Linked DNA regions of Mus musculus: regions 2 and 3 are each linked to region 1. The links are chromatin loops, found by intact Hi-C in ENCODE. Cell type or tissue: left cerebral cortex. All regions are shown on one strand.

Region 1 (5,000 bases):
TCCACCACCCTCTCCTCAGGCTCCGTTTTCCTCAGGCATACACTCCTGGTCTATCATATCTAATGGAGACCTCCCGTTCCCTCTGTCTTCTTCCTCCTAAACTCTCTCTCCTTCTTTCTCCTCTATTCTTCCCATGGTCCCTTACCTGTGACCCTCAACCAGATAACTGAAAGCCCAGTTCCTTCTATTCCCACCAGTCATTGGCTGTAGCCACATTTATTTAACCCATTGTTTTAAATGGGGGTGGGGGGGAAGTCTGCACAACAAAAGTTAGCACACATGGGAATTCACTTGTCTCTGAGTAACCAGATCTCGGGTTAAAGAATTTAGCATTTGAATTCACAGCAGCACCGGACCAACCCCCAACAGATTGCACCAACAGATGACAGAGCCTGTAATGTGTTGGGTATAGTCACAGGAAGCTAGGTTACTGGGGGTGTGCCCAAGAAGGACCGTCTTTGTCTGCTTCCCAGCCACCATGAGGCGAGCAGCTTTACTCTACCGAGTTCCCCACCGTGAACTTCTGCCTCACCTCTTTGATGCTCTAAAGCAACAGAATCCAAGGGACCACAGAGAACCTCCGAGACCTTTCTCTAAACTGGGTTTCTCTGGTTCTTTGCCACAGTGATGCAAAGATGACAGACACAGCACAACTCTCATCAGGAAAAGTCAGTGAAGTCCCGAGCCCCACTAGAGCAGAAGGCTTCTTACTGCACATGAGATCAGAGATCAACCAGGGGGTGAACAATCCAAACCAGGGAGTCGTAATCAAGGTGCTAGATACCTACCCCAGCTCCAGGACACACATGCCTCAGCTTTTCTAGGCCCTGCCCCACCCACCCCAGGCAAGGGTGAGCATGTAGGCAAGTTCAAGTCACCTGTGCCAGCTGCTGGGTTGGCTAAGGACTGGGATGCGCAGTCCAGGGCCAGCCCTCTTGGGAGGATGGGTTTTGCCTGCTCATTCTAAAAGTAGTTTGCACAGCATGGGGTTGAGCAATGCTGAGACTGTCACAAGGATAGCCAGGAGTAGACATAGACAGGAATCAGCTCAATTCCATGCACAGCCTGGATGCCTGAGAGCTACTGCCACCAGTGTGGGTTGGGGAGGCTGCTGGGGACAGCTCATACAGACTCAGGGCCCAGCAGGCAGACCAGGCATTTATTTTCTAGTCACTGTGGCCAGTGTGGCTGAAAATGTGGACAGAGAGTGGACATTTCCTTTCAAAAACTGTGCCCTGGAGTCATGCCATAGAGAGCTAGGAGGAGTTCTGCAGAGGCCTGCTGGCAAGTACTGGCATGAACCTCCACAGGCCTCTGGGAAGAGAAGAACCACTCTGCTATCTGTACACTGAGCTTCTGCAAACGAAATGGGGCTGGGCCTCTGTCACCCTCTGAAAACAAGGCCACAAATCGTTTGGAAGAGCAATCTCTCTGGACTCCAATCATTTTGCGTTCCCACGTGGAAGGTTAAGTGCTTACCGCATCTTCTCAACCTTTCTAGGCCAAGCATTCTGCATGCACAAATGCCTCTCAGACAGACTCCATCCACACTCCTAGTTTCTCCCATGAGAAAACAAGGCTCAGAGTTGTCAAGTCATTGGCCTGAGGGCACACAGCTGAAAAGAGGTGAAAGACAGAAAGCCCGATAGTCTGAGACCAGAGTCTTCATCTCGATCTATTTACCTATCTTCTGCATAGCACAGCTCTGCAAGACACTCACCAAAGGGCACCCCTCTGCTTTGCCAACATGAGGCACATAGTAAACCCTCAGATGGCCCGAGTCTGTCCCTAGCATGCTGCCTACCGAGGAACCAATAGGCCATGCATCTTATGCTGTGTGTGGCCCTAGGACTCCAACCCAATCAGTGAGGAATCTGGTTCTCTTAGTAGCTGCCCAGCTTCCCCGTCAAGACTCCAAGGATCAGCAAGGAACACCTCAGCCGACCTCTATGGCTTGTAATCTGCACTTGGGTTCACTGAGGTAAGAACTGAAGCTCTTGGAATTTAAGGCGACATCCTGCTTGTTCTTTTTTTTTTTTTTTTTCCTGGAGGGACAGGCATCAGTCAGTCACATTTGGCAAGGAATTTGGGAGACAGTCGCAGCAATCTGGCCTTTGGTGGATCATTGTTGATTAGCTCATGGTATATAGGTTCCCACCTAAGCCAAACAGCACAAGTGAATGAAGCCTGGGGCCTCAGGGAAGCTCCGACAACTAGAGCCATGTTTTCAACTGGAGTGGATGAAAGATTGGAAAATTCTGGCCTGCCTTGAGGTTGAAGATGGTTTGTTTCACTATTCCCCTTTGACTTCACACACACACACACACACACACACACACACACACACACACACACACACACACACACTGAAAAGTTTTCAGAATATGAAAAAAAATCAAAATCACTCTTGTCACCAAGATGCAAATGACTGAGTCAAGCCATGGAGTTACTTTTCCCAAAGAGTCGCCCATGGGAGACTCAAGATCTCACCTGCCCAATTGTCATCCTTAGTGGTCCGCTAAGTACTAGGGTCCGTGCTAGAGAGGAACAGGTGCCCAACAGGGTGGTTCACAAAGGGCCCCGACCCTCCATCACCTCTCAGCTGGCTCTCCCTCACCAGAGCCTCCGGGCACTTAACCTTCAGGTCTGTTCATCGGAGGAGGTGGATAGGGTTGGCTGGTCTGGGGTAGAGGTCTGTAGGAAAGTGGGCGCGGGTTGCTGGGAGCCGCGCAGTTGAGGCGGGGAGTCTAGCAGGTTCCTAGGGTTGCCCGCAGACGCGGGGGTGGGTGGAGACGATCACGATTGAGTAGGAGCACACAGGCGCACTCACTGCCTTCCTCCTTCCCTTCCTCTTCCTCCCACCCCGCCCCAGGGGGGGCGGTACCCTGGTCCCTAGGGGAGGTCTGCACCCCCGGAGGGTGGCGGCCCCCGAGGAGGGCTGGGGTTGGGACTGCTGCGGCGGGTGGCAGACGCCGCGGGCCCCTCCCCCACGCTCCCTCGCTGCCTCCCCCTGCTCCCTGCCCCTCCTCCTCTCCATCCTCCCCTTCTTCCTCCTGGTCCCCGGCAGCCGCGGCTAGGGGAACAGCCGGCGGCACCGGGGCCGCTCAGCCTTTGTCTCGGGCCGCTGGGCGCATCCGGGCCCAGTGCAGCGTAAGTGACCGGGGCCAGGGCCGGGCCGCGGGGGGCTTGGTGGGGCGGGCCCTGGCGCGGGTGCTGCCTTGCGGGGTGGAGTGCGGCGGAGGGGAGGCCGGGCCGGAGGAGCCTCGGCTGTGATGCTCGGGCGGCGCCAGCGCGGGGGCGCAGAGGGGCGCGTGGCCGGCTCGCGGGGCGCCGCAGCCTCGCGCCCGCGGACGTGCGGCTTGGGTGCAAATCCTGTTTCTCCGGGCAGAGGCCACGCGGGGACGGCGGAGGCTGCGAGGACCTGCAGTCATGGAAAAACGGGAGAGGAGCCGGCCCAGCGTCACCACCGCCACTGTCACCACCATCACCATCACCACCACCATTTCTGATCGTCGCCCATCCCACTACCCCGCCTCATCCCCCATCTCATCTCCCCGTGTACTGCCAACTCTGTCAGACCATTTCCTTTACATCGGGTAATACTTAGACAAGAGATCGCAAGTGAGAGCAGCTGCTGTGGGACGTTCATCCAACAGGCCACTGAGCTGCCTCGGTTTTCCCCATCAGAGAAAGGGGCCTTAGGACGCCTTCCCCAGATTGCCACTGAGGTGGGCTGGGTGTCTGTTTAATCTGGATTTTAGAAGGGACAGAGAGACATGTCATTTGTTAACGATGAAAGTGACACCAGGGTAATGGCTTCATCAAACCAGAGGTTTGCAGTTTGAGAGTTCATCTCTTATCTTTTAAGTATCAAAGTATTAATAGAAAATGAAAACGTAAAGAAATGAAACTTTGACCGAACTGTTCCGAAAAAAAAAAGAAGCAGAAGCAAGTATTTTGTAGGAAATTCACTTCAGCTTGCTAAGGGCAGTTCACTTTGTTTAGAGTGGACAGTGTCCTTTTTTTTTCTTTTTTTCTTTCTTTTTTTTTTTTTGTGCTGCATTTCTGATGAAGCTCATTTTATTTTAGAGGCATACCATATACCCCTAGGTGCTGTTCACCCCACCTGAACAGCGTCTTAATTACTGGGTTTCAAAACAGCCTTTTGCCAGCTCAGCACAGAACAGTGAGACTAAACAGGCGTTCCTAGAATGTGTCCAGGCACCTGCCTCCTTTTGAAAAGACACAGCAAGATCCTAAGCCCGTTCTTTATTTCCCTATTGTTCCTAGAAAATTTGGGGAACCCCACTTGGGTTGCCACAGGTTTCCGGGGAGGCATTAGAGGCTCCTTTTAAGGATTCTTAGTCTTATTAATAAAAGAGTTTAAGAATGGGCTTAGAAGGAAGCTGGAGGACAATTTTGAATTTATTTTACTTGAACCCCAGGGCAGGCAAGGTGTAAATCTCAGCAGTTTCCAGGAGGGAATCTGGCAAGAGAGGAAGAGACAGCCCTACTACATGGTGGAACTGGAGAGAAGTGGGTGTTAGGGACGACTTCAGTGTGCAGAGCAGCACCCTCAGACTTTTGGCAACTATCTGAAAGAAGGAAAAAGTGTTTCAAACAAACAAACAAACAAACAAAGAATGGAAAAGAGAAAGTTATGTTTCTCCAGGTAATTTAGAAAATTGGTGGTGGAGCCACACAGCCAGGAGTTATGAGAAGGAATGGTACATTCGCTCAGGAAAAGAATGGTTATTGCTCTCATCCCTTTGGCACGACTTAGGGTGAATCTGCCTTTCTGAAGGGTGGTCCCTTTGTCCAGGAGACCAACGGGTCCAGCTAGATTAACTCTTGTGCTCTGGATAGCTTAGAACCTTCAGTCACCATCCAAGCGCAGAGGTGGATCCCATTCTTTTGACCATGAGAAAAACATGTTTTCCTGAGTGGCCCCAACAAAGCCCTGATTCAGGGCTCTATAATATTCTCTATAATAGGTCTAT
Region 2 (5,000 bases), 54 kb after region 1:
GACACGATTAGTTGTTAGTTAAACAACTGAACTTAATCCCTAAGCCTATCTTTGCCATGGAGGTAAGGGGGCTGGAAGTACAATCCTCTGTAGGCTGAAGTATCCAGGGCTCAGGGAACTATGCCTCTATCATAAATTCCAAGGCCCCTTTAAAGCTCTAGCTATGGAAATGAAAATGCAGAGATCAAAGTTCCCTGAACAGTTTGAACAGCAGAATAGATGCCATGAAAGGAAACCCTAAAGAGATCGCTCAGAATTCACAGGGAAAAATAATGACATGCAAAATAAGAGAGAGTTGAAGATACTGAGAATGTCCCCTGACCAGAGGCACCAAGAGAAGCAAATCCTGATGACTTCATGACCATGGATGTTTGGAGATAATGGGGAAACTATAGATTTCTCACTTCTAGAAGCCTCACTTGAATCAAACTGGATAACACACACACACACACACACACACACACACACACACCACACACACAAATCTACATTTGAATTACCATAAACTACTAAAAATGAACATCTTCAAATTGCCCTAAGAGGGAAACAAGTGTAGATTATACACAAGGAACCAAGGGCAATCGAACAAAGGGATATTAGATTGATAACCAGTAAAGGACTAAAACAGTCAACTTAAGGCAGGAACAGGAAAGAAATTGATTGACACTATTAAAACAAGGTGGCAATACAAGCCCAAAAGGGGAATTCTAAAAATAAATTCGCTAGCATTGCCACCAGCCAGACTTGTGAGTTGCAGACCAGACAGCTTTCAATCAGAGTTCTAAGCATTTCATGGGGATTTCCTCAGCTTTGTGTTGCCAGGAACTGGTACTTGGGGAAGACTAAAATGTAATGATGGTTAGTCCAAATTCTTAACACATATGACCTAGCATCAACCAGAAAGAAAGTTTCTGTAAGGGATTGCCTAGACCAGGTTGGTCTGTGGGGGATTGTATTGATTGCCGTAAGTGATGAAGGAAGGCACAGCCTGAAAGTGAGTGGAACTGTCCCTTGGGTTTGAGCCCTAGATTTTATAAGAGCAGAGAAGAAAAGAAAGGAAGGGAGGAAGGGATGGAGGTAAAAGGGAAGGAGGGAGAAAATAGGAACTGAGCACTAAGCATGAACTCATTCATTTTCTTCTGCTCCCAACTGTAGTTGAGAGCATTTTTCTAAAATAGGGTCTACTCAGTAAACAGTGGTCAAACAAACAAGTATATAAATAACACAGCCCTAAACGACACAAGAGCTGAATACAAATGGATAAGCTCAAGAATTAGAATGCTGCCACTCAGTCATCATGGTGAGGACGTGGCAGACATGGGACATCCCTGGCTCCAAGTTCACACAGTTGTGTTAGCATCCCTAAGTGAACATCAAGGATGATGGAGGGAAAGGCAACATGGGCATAAACCAACTGGCTACAGAGATCAAAAGGGTGAGTCACAGGAAGATTTCTGCTGTTGAGACCTCTAGGTTGTACCAGAAGCTGAGGAAGCCACACCTACCTTGTCGGATCCCATAACTATACTCTTTCAAGTTCTTGCCTTGATTTCCCTACCATGATGGACTATAACCTGGAATCATGAGCTAAAATAATCTATTTCTCGTCTTAATCAGGGTTTGTATCCCTGCACAAAACATCATGACCAAGAAGCAAGTTGGGGAGGAAAGGATTTATTCAGCTTACACTTCCACATTGCTGTTCATCACGAAAGGAAGTCAGGACAGGAGCACACACAGAGCAGGAACTTGGAGGCAGGAGCTGACACAGAGACTGTGGAAGGGTGCTGCTTATTCGCTTGCTTCCCCTGGCTTGCTCAGCTTGGCTTCTTATAGGACCTAGGACTACCAGCCCAGGGATAGCCTTACCCACAAGGGGCTGGACCTTCCCTCCTTGATTACTAATTGGGAAAATGCCTTACAGCTGGATCACATGGAGGCATTTCCTCCAGGGAGGCTCCTTCCTCTGTGATAAGTCCAGCTTGTGTGGAGTTGACACATAAAGCCGGCCAGCACACCCCCTAAGTTGCTTTTTGTCAGGGTATTTTTTCTCGGTAGCAGAAACCAAACCAGAACAAGGACTGTGTTGCTGCTGTTGCTACTGTTGCTTCTCATAAATGTAAAACAAAACCCATCGAACCCACACAAGAGCTCATTTTAATAACTAGTTTTCAGTGGGCTGAAATAGTTTTTTCAACAGAGTGGGACATCTGTGGACAACATTTTTAGGTCTCAAAATGTATGTACCCGGAGGAAACTTTTGCCACAGTGACTAAAGGGTTAAAGCGCCGTGGATCTTGACTTTGAGCACTTTGAGTCTCCTTACCAGCAGAACAACCAGGCAAGCCTTTAAACTGTGGGAGATGTTTGCATGCCGGTTGATTTCTGATGGTTGGCTGAACATTTGTTTAATCTCTGGTTGAGACTTTTGCACTCTGGGCAGAGGTGGGGGCGGGAGCAAGAAATGATGCTCTCAGCACCCCCCCCCCCCCGCAGGCTGCGGAGAACCAGGCTAGACGAGTAGGCATGAATGTATTAACCTCGTTTCCTTGGGAACCATAGAGCATGTCAGTCATCACATCCAGCAGCCTGCTCTGTGTAAGGCAATTAGTTCCGGGATTGGTCAGACGACCGTTCTATTTTTGAGCCCTTTCTTATCAATTAGAAGAAGAATACCTGACGTGCAGAGATTTCTCAGCAGTCTGTGCCACAACATAGTTGAGAAGCAACATGAAGGGAGCTCACACGGCCTCCTACAAAGATCCCTCTAATTTTTTCCCTCAGAAGAACGTCTTGATGGACTGGCTCAGGGTTGAATACAAGCAAGGGCGAGAGGCTGCTTAGCTCATGCTCTTCACAAGGAAACAGACTCGGAGGTGGCACACACGGCTCTCCCAGGAGCTTACTCTGGAAGTTAGCGGCAGTGCAGATCATTAAGTAGATTTTTGTATAAACATGTGGATTTGGGGGAGGTTAAAGCAAAAATAATACAAATAAACGGCATTATTGGTGATACAGCAGACTGTGTGATGCACATGGGTTTATGTATCCAGTATGTCATCCGTTTTGCCCACAAGGTCGAGGACAGAGTAGAGTGGCCTCTGAGAATGGTGTGGCAAAATGATGCTTATGGGTGCTGTGGAGACAGCTCAGTGAGTAAAGTGCCTACTGTGCAAACATGAAGACTTAAATTCATGTCCCTAACACCCAAGTAAAAAGTCAGGTGTGACAACACATACCTGTTATCCACCCACCAGGGAGGCAGAGACAGGAGGATTCCCTGAAGCTTGCTGGCCATTCAGTCTACCAGATTGATTCAGTGAGATACCCTATTTCAAAAAAACCAAGGTAAGGGCAACTTATGAAGATATCGTCTATGTGAACATGCATTGCTTGCTTGTTCATGCAACTGTACCTACATGTGCAACACGTGTACACACATACAACCCCTTATAAACTACAAGAACTCTTAATCTAGAGGTTGTGTGGATCTGGGGGCATAATGGCCACAGATTTGCAATATACATTTATGTTTGCTTCAAGTTAGGGAAACGTGGCCTTGAGCATCTTCACACTGGCGAGTTAGTAAAGGACAAGCAAAACTTGAACTGGATTGCAAGCCACTCTCAGTCTCTGTCGCTGGCCCCACGAAGACAATGACCTAAGTCCATTTGCTAAAATCTGGCTTCCCTGTAGCATGTGAGGTTTTTCCCTGCACAAACAGCCCCTCCCAGCACTTGCACATGTGTGTGCTCATTTACCCAAGAACCAGAAGGACCATGATTGATGCCATCTAGACCTTGGTAGCAGGAACATAAAAGTAGGAACATGAAATCCTTTCCCACAAATAAATTATCATCGGCAAGTCAGCACTCCATCTGTGTGTGTCCAGTGTGGCCCCTTTGCTCTGCATAGTTCTGCTGTCCTGGGATGATTGACCTTCGCTCTCCTCTAAGGTGGTAGAGCGCCTCCATTTATTTCTGGCTGGGTCTCCTCAACATTACAATTAATCAGGGAGGTACCAGCACATTGATATAATTTACAGTATGTTCCCATCAAGCGCTTGATCACAGGGAATGGCTCTGAAGCATATTCACAGATACTAACAGTTGCTGAGGCTAGGAGCAAACCTGGCCTTCCAGAAACAGCAGTTAGTGACCAAGAGCCTACCTTCCACTCAGTGGCTTAGGGTGTTCTTCTGAAAGTCCTTGGTGGGGGAAAATGCTTCTTTGAGCTCAGAGTACCCACTGCCATAAAGCCAGCTTCATAAAGCTCTGGAGTCTACTAGAGATGTCCTAGGTTAGGCACGGTATGAGGACTACTTGGTCTCTGAGGTAGAAAACCAGCCTGGTTCTCCTCACCCTCTTCTCTGGTCTGGGCATTACTATCAGGGTGGAGATACTCCTTCCATGCTAGACTAGACATAGTCTAGACCCCAAATCTCTGAGAGTAGGAGTTTGGGAAAGAAGGAAGATGAAGAAAATAGAACTCAGTCTGCCTTTCTGCCTCACAGCTCTGGGCTCAGACTCTGAGTCACTGGCTTCTTGCCCCTATTAGCCAGGACTCATACCAAAATGAACCCAGGGACGAGGCAACCTGCAGGCCTGAAGAAATACACTAGACCAAGGCCAAAGGAGACAGCACCCTGAGAGGGTCTTAGCCAAGATGGCACCCTAGAACTGTCTGGGAATGGCTTTAGAGCGCAAACTTCCACTGACCTACTGTCTCATCTCTACTATTGCTGCTCCAGAGTCCAAAGGCTGCGGTAGGGTCAATGTCTAAGTGCCCTGGGTCCCATGGTATTTCATGGGACACTGTGACCTCCATTGAACTGGAAGTTTTAGGGTCTTTTTAAACTTTTTTATTAATCTTTATAAAAAATTAAACTTTATTATTTAAAAACTTGCAAATAGATAAAAACACAATACACCAAAATTAACAGGGCCATAGATGATACAGAGCAATGAACTTCTAAACAATTGGAATAAGAGTGGAAACTG
Region 3 (5,000 bases), 61 kb after region 1:
AAACAGAGGACACCCCACCCTGGGGCTCTGGGCTCACTCACATCAGATAAGTAGATGACTCTAAGGCCATCGGGAAATAATAAGGTGTGCCTTGTCCACCTCTGTAATTATTTCCTCACAGTGACTGGGCCTGAAGACAGACTCTCCTCAGCTGACATGTTCATTAGACTCAGAAACTTGAATCATATGGAAAGGGGAAATACAGTGAAACAAATGCAAAAGAGCATTTCTCAGGATGCCTCGGCTTATAAGAGACCCTCACACCCTTGAACCAGGACCAGGGCCTATTCTGTGGCCTGCAGTTTGTGATAGTTGCCTGATCTTTTTTCCACCCATGGCTTAGTAAAGAATGCCTTACCTGTCATACACAGCAGTGTTTCTTGACTCCTACCCAGGTGTCCTCATAGACACAGGTACCCTGTATTGAGGACCTACCCAAGATTTAGACTCCCATTTTCATTGTTTTCATCCTTCTGACAAAAGCTCCCGACAGCAACTCACAGAGGCTGACCCCAAAGTCCTGAGGCAGAAGTGGGAATTATCTTCCATTTCATTTTTCTTTCATCTATCCCCAAACTCCTACTCTCAGAGACCCATTCCCTCTCCTTCTGGCCAGCATCATTTTATTTTTAAAAAGGATTCATCATGAGATGTTTGCCATGTGTTTCTCTCCTGGGTTAGGAACTTAGCAAGGCTAAGGTTAACCCACTGGGTGACCCCTTGTTATTGAGCTAAGACAATGAAGTTCTGATTAAACCAAGGAAGAACTATCTAGCAAGGAAATTAAGGTTAAAATGTGGGTGCGGGAGATTTTATCTGGTTTTTATTGGGGTACAAAAGGGCCTCCCTGGGTTCACTAGGATGTACCAACTACAACTTGCCCTCCTTGTAGACCACAGAAGTCAGGAGACTATTCTCTCAAAAGTCAGGGTTTGGTGTACCAGGAACCCAAGAGATTCTCTGCCAGTGAGCTCATCTGTTTGCTCAACTCAGAGCCTACAGAATCTACACATAGAACCCTCTGACTGGTGATGAGGACCCAGAGGTGGGAAAGCACGGGTCTAATTCCCACTCTGTAGAACCAGCTGCAGGAACGCAGATACAAACCTGTAAACTGCAGGACAATGAGCATATGACTGGTGGCTGGTGACTTGTCCTTCTATGTGGGTGAAGAAAGGCTGGGGTTTAATGGTTCAGGGCAAGTAAAGGGCTTTAAGGAAAGAACAATGCATTTAAGGAAAGAGATAACAAGGAGCTGTGTGTTTGAGACATCCCATGTAGCTGGAGAGAATTCTTCAAATGGGGAGGTGTAAGCCTGAGCATGGGGTCAATTGCAGTGTTTCTTAAGGTTGTCTTCACTGCACTCTGTGTAAGAAATTCATGTTACATTAAGTATGGGGAGCACAGAGGTATAAGAACATAGTTACAAACATCGCCCTGCAATGCGCAGAAGACACCATGTCTATACTATTTTATTTTGTGGGGACTGTAGCTTGTTTTTATTGCTTAGTGAGTTTTTTCTTTCTCCAGTACTGGAGATGGACCAGTGAGCCTCAAGCATGTCAGCTGTACTTCTAAGCTATATCCCCAACACTGCTTGTTTTGTGACATCATCTCGCTATGTAGAGCAGGTTGGCCTGGGACTCCCATCATCCACTTCAGCCACTGGAATATTGGAATTACAGCATGTGCCATCTTGCCCAGCTTTTGTTCTGGTATTCATGTGTTGGTGATGGTTGATAAGCCAACTTTCTCATCTTCTAATGGGTCTCTAGTCATCTCTGTTTAGAGTCGGAACTTGATCCTGTAGTTACTAGGGAGCCACTAAGGTGGAAATGATCTGGCCTCTTTTCTTTCACAGAATACTTGATGGTCCAGCTGATGTAGAGTGAATGGCAGTGGTTCTCAACCTTCCTAACACCTCAACCCTTTAATACATTTTCTCATGATGTGGTGACCCCCTAATCATAAATTACTTTTGTTCCTACTTCATAACTGTAATTTTGCTACTATTATGAGTTGTAAGGTAAATATCTAACATACGGGATATCTGGTATGTGATCCTCAAAGGAGTCACAGGCTGAGAACACTGGCTTACAGGGTCACCTGGGGCTGGGTGGCTATAATCCGATTGAGAAATGAGCACACCTCAAACATGAGTACTGGCAATTTATATGGAATAAAGCAAATTACTTTTTTAGCTCTTTAAGAATAGAAGAGATGATTGGTTGGAGACATGGAGAAGGAGCGAGGAGGAAGAATGGGGTTGACAATTGGATTCTGCTTTAGTAATTCAGGTTTCTGCGAAAGTGGGGTATCCACTGGGGTGAACGTAGGGTCCTGCTCATGAACTGATGGGGGCTGGGCGGGGCTTACAGAACCGGGCATGAGCAAGGTTCTGGAACACTGGAATAGAAGTGATGGCCTGGAGAACTATAGGAGAAATGCAGGCCCAGCCTGGAAGTATGCCTCTTTCTCTGGAATGATCTTTGAATCCAAGCAAATGTCAGGCCATTGTTGCTACATACCATCATACAATGCCTCCTAGAGGAGGTTAACACAGAGCAGGTGTGTATTTGTCTTAATTGCCAAACAGCATCATCTCCAGTGACCAAGATGGCAAATGACCCTCTTCTGGCTGGATCCAGAGAAGCCCACACGGGAGTGGCTAACCTGGAGGCTGGTTTACCCTGTGGCTTGGCTGTGGACTTCAGATGTTTCCATCTTGGCTCTTTTTGAACTAAATATGTTCCTCATGCTAAGCAGGCACATGCTTGATGTCGTTAGAAGCCCGGACAATTAAAACATGTTGGGAATTATTAGGAATTGAAGCAGCTGGTATTGGAATATTCTAGCCCTAGGTTTAAATTAGTAAGTTGCCTTTCTTGATAAGAAGTGGTATTAGATTCCAGGCCCTGATTTTGCAATGAATTTGGCTGCTGTCCAGAACAGTCTAACAAAGCAGGTCACCCCCACACACACACTTTTTTTTTTTTTTTTTTTTTTTTTTTAGCTATCACTGTTTTCCACTCTTATCCATCACATTCAAGAAACACAAAATCCAAACAAAGTGTTACTTGTTTTGTTTTACTTGGTTGCTTTTTTTTCCTTAGTTATATTTTGTTGGCAGAAAAGTAAAATAATTTATCCACTCAGTAAATATATACTGAATGGCTACTAAGTTCCAGAAACTGTTAGATGTACCTGAAATATAACATACATGGTAAATGCCAAGAAACAGGGTGAACTGGTGTGTGTGGGGGCAGGAGGTGGTTGCTCATGTCTACTGCAAATTCTGTCTGAGAGCTTGCTGTGGTCCAGCAGGAGCACACGAAGTAGCTATGGATTAAATTCATTGTATGCAGATTCTGTAGTACTCCATCAATGTAGTCCCAGGACTCTCATGGTGCCCATTTCTAGATGAGAAAAACAAAAACAGAAACAAAAACAAAACACAAAACAAACAAACAAAAGAAAGACTTGCCAATGCCCAGGTCAATCTTCAAGGCCCCCTGCTCTGTTCCTCAGAGCTTGCTGTCCCTAAGTTTAGATGGGTTTACAGCTTCCCTCTGTGGAAGCACAAAAATCCCTGTGGCTCTGTATGCCAGCCCTTGTTTCTCTATAGCTGATTCCTAGAGTGGACTTACCAAGTTATTCTTTTCTATATCAATAAAATGATATATATGCAAATAAAGAAACTATGAATGAGGGGCTGGTGAGATGGCTCAGTGGGTAAGAGCACCCGACTGCTCTTCCGAAGGTCCTGAGTTCAAATCCCAGCAATCACATGGTGGCTCACAACCATCCGTAATGAGATCTGACTCCCTCTTCTGGAGTGTCTGAAGACAGCTACAGTGTACTTACATATAACCAATAAATAAATCTAAAAAAAAAAAAAAAAAGAAAGAAAGAAACTATGAATGAATTTCCAGAGTATCCAATAATGATGTCAATCAATTTACAGCTCTTGGCTCCACATACCCAGAAGAAAGCTGGTGGAAGCTCTCTAAAGTGGATACTACAGCACGCTGGCCCATCAGAGACTTCAGCAGGTTCTCCAGTAGCTGTGCCGTAGCATGACCTAGTGTGGAAAGAACAAGGGCTGTTTTCCCCTGAAGGTCTGCCATCCCAATGATAAAATGACTAAGAGATTAGAGCTGGTCTCAGAGACCCTTACCAACCTGCTCCTCTACTGTGGCCATGCAAGTTACACATTCTCTAAATAGAAATAACCCCTCACTCTGGATGAGTGAGAAATGTCAAATCAGATGGAAAGCTAGCTGAGTACTTGGCACAGGTGTGGCTGTTAGGCACATCAGTACCACCATGGCCATTTAGTCACAATCTTGAACCACCCACCCTTCCCTCCCCCTAGGCCTTCGATCCCAGAGTGCAGTCGGGCATCTTTTACAATCAGTACTAACTCTGTGAAGGGCAGCATTGGGTGAAACCTGTGCTATGTCAACATTATAGAGTGTGTTCACACAAACTTGTGGGGTTGCTGCACACTGCCCATTGGTAACTGGTACATCTCATTCCTCCAAAGCACAGGCCTGAACTGTGAATACGTGTGGATTTAAACACGCATAAGTATAGAAAACACAGAATAAACAGGGTATAGAGATTAGCAACAGTGACCGGCACAAGGGCCTTTCAGTGGATGGAGCTGGCAGGACTGAGCATGGCTCTGGATGAACCCCGAGGGAGGGATGAGTGAATGTGGGGGCTGAGACTGTGAAGGCTTTCAGTGAGCTAATGGACCGTTTGCAAAACAAGCAAACTCTATAAACCCACTGTAGAATAAGTCCACGGTGTTCACAGACCAAAGAAGCACGCTTGTACTGTGAAACACAGCCTCCATCCTCATTCAGGCATTGAGGCCTCTATGCCCACCCTCATCTTTGATCAGTTACATCATCTGAGGGAGGGCATGCATCTTGTGGCCACAAGGCTCTAGCTCAGTGATGCTCAACCTTCCTAATGCTATGACCACTTAACAC

The links. Peaks named below come from ENCODE experiments on the same cell type or tissue, not always from the same donor. Only the 100,000 strongest peaks of a DNase experiment are listed, where the experiment ranks them.
Region 2: it touches region 1 in a loop (2.2-fold over the local background); 2 of 42 quality-filtered maps call a loop at or near these places.
Region 3: it touches region 1 in a loop (3-fold over the local background); 2 of 42 quality-filtered maps call a loop at or near these places.

What each region holds. Positions count from the first base shown.
Region 1 is chr1:42,950,084-42,955,083 of GRCm38, forward strand. It overlaps Gpr45 (G protein-coupled receptor 45), which reads left to right and starts at 2,789. Exons shown (of 2, transcript NM_053107.4): 1 at 2,789-3,150. Gm39633 (a long non-coding RNA gene) reads right to left here and starts at 2,635. Exons shown (of 3, transcript XR_865396.3): 1 at 2,491-2,635. In left cerebral cortex, no CTCF peak of the experiment used is centred here; DNase peaks (open chromatin) are centred at 2,880 and 3,296; H3K4me3 peaks cover 1,507 bases; H3K27ac peaks cover 1,235 bases.
Region 2 is chr1:43,003,635-43,008,634 of GRCm38, forward strand. The region is part of intron 1 of Gpr45 (G protein-coupled receptor 45); the gene reads left to right. Among named protein-coding and RNA genes, the nearest start is that of Gm28782, 49 kb to the right of the region's middle. In left cerebral cortex, no CTCF peak of the experiment used is centred here; DNase peaks (open chromatin) are centred at 1,945, 2,652 and 2,825; H3K4me3 peaks cover 751 bases; H3K27ac peaks cover 639 bases.
Region 3 is chr1:43,010,649-43,015,648 of GRCm38, forward strand. All of the region lies in intron 1 of Gpr45 (G protein-coupled receptor 45), which reads left to right. Among named protein-coding and RNA genes, the nearest start is that of Gm28782, 42 kb to the right of the region's middle. In left cerebral cortex, no CTCF peak of the experiment used is centred here; no DNase peak of the experiment used is centred here.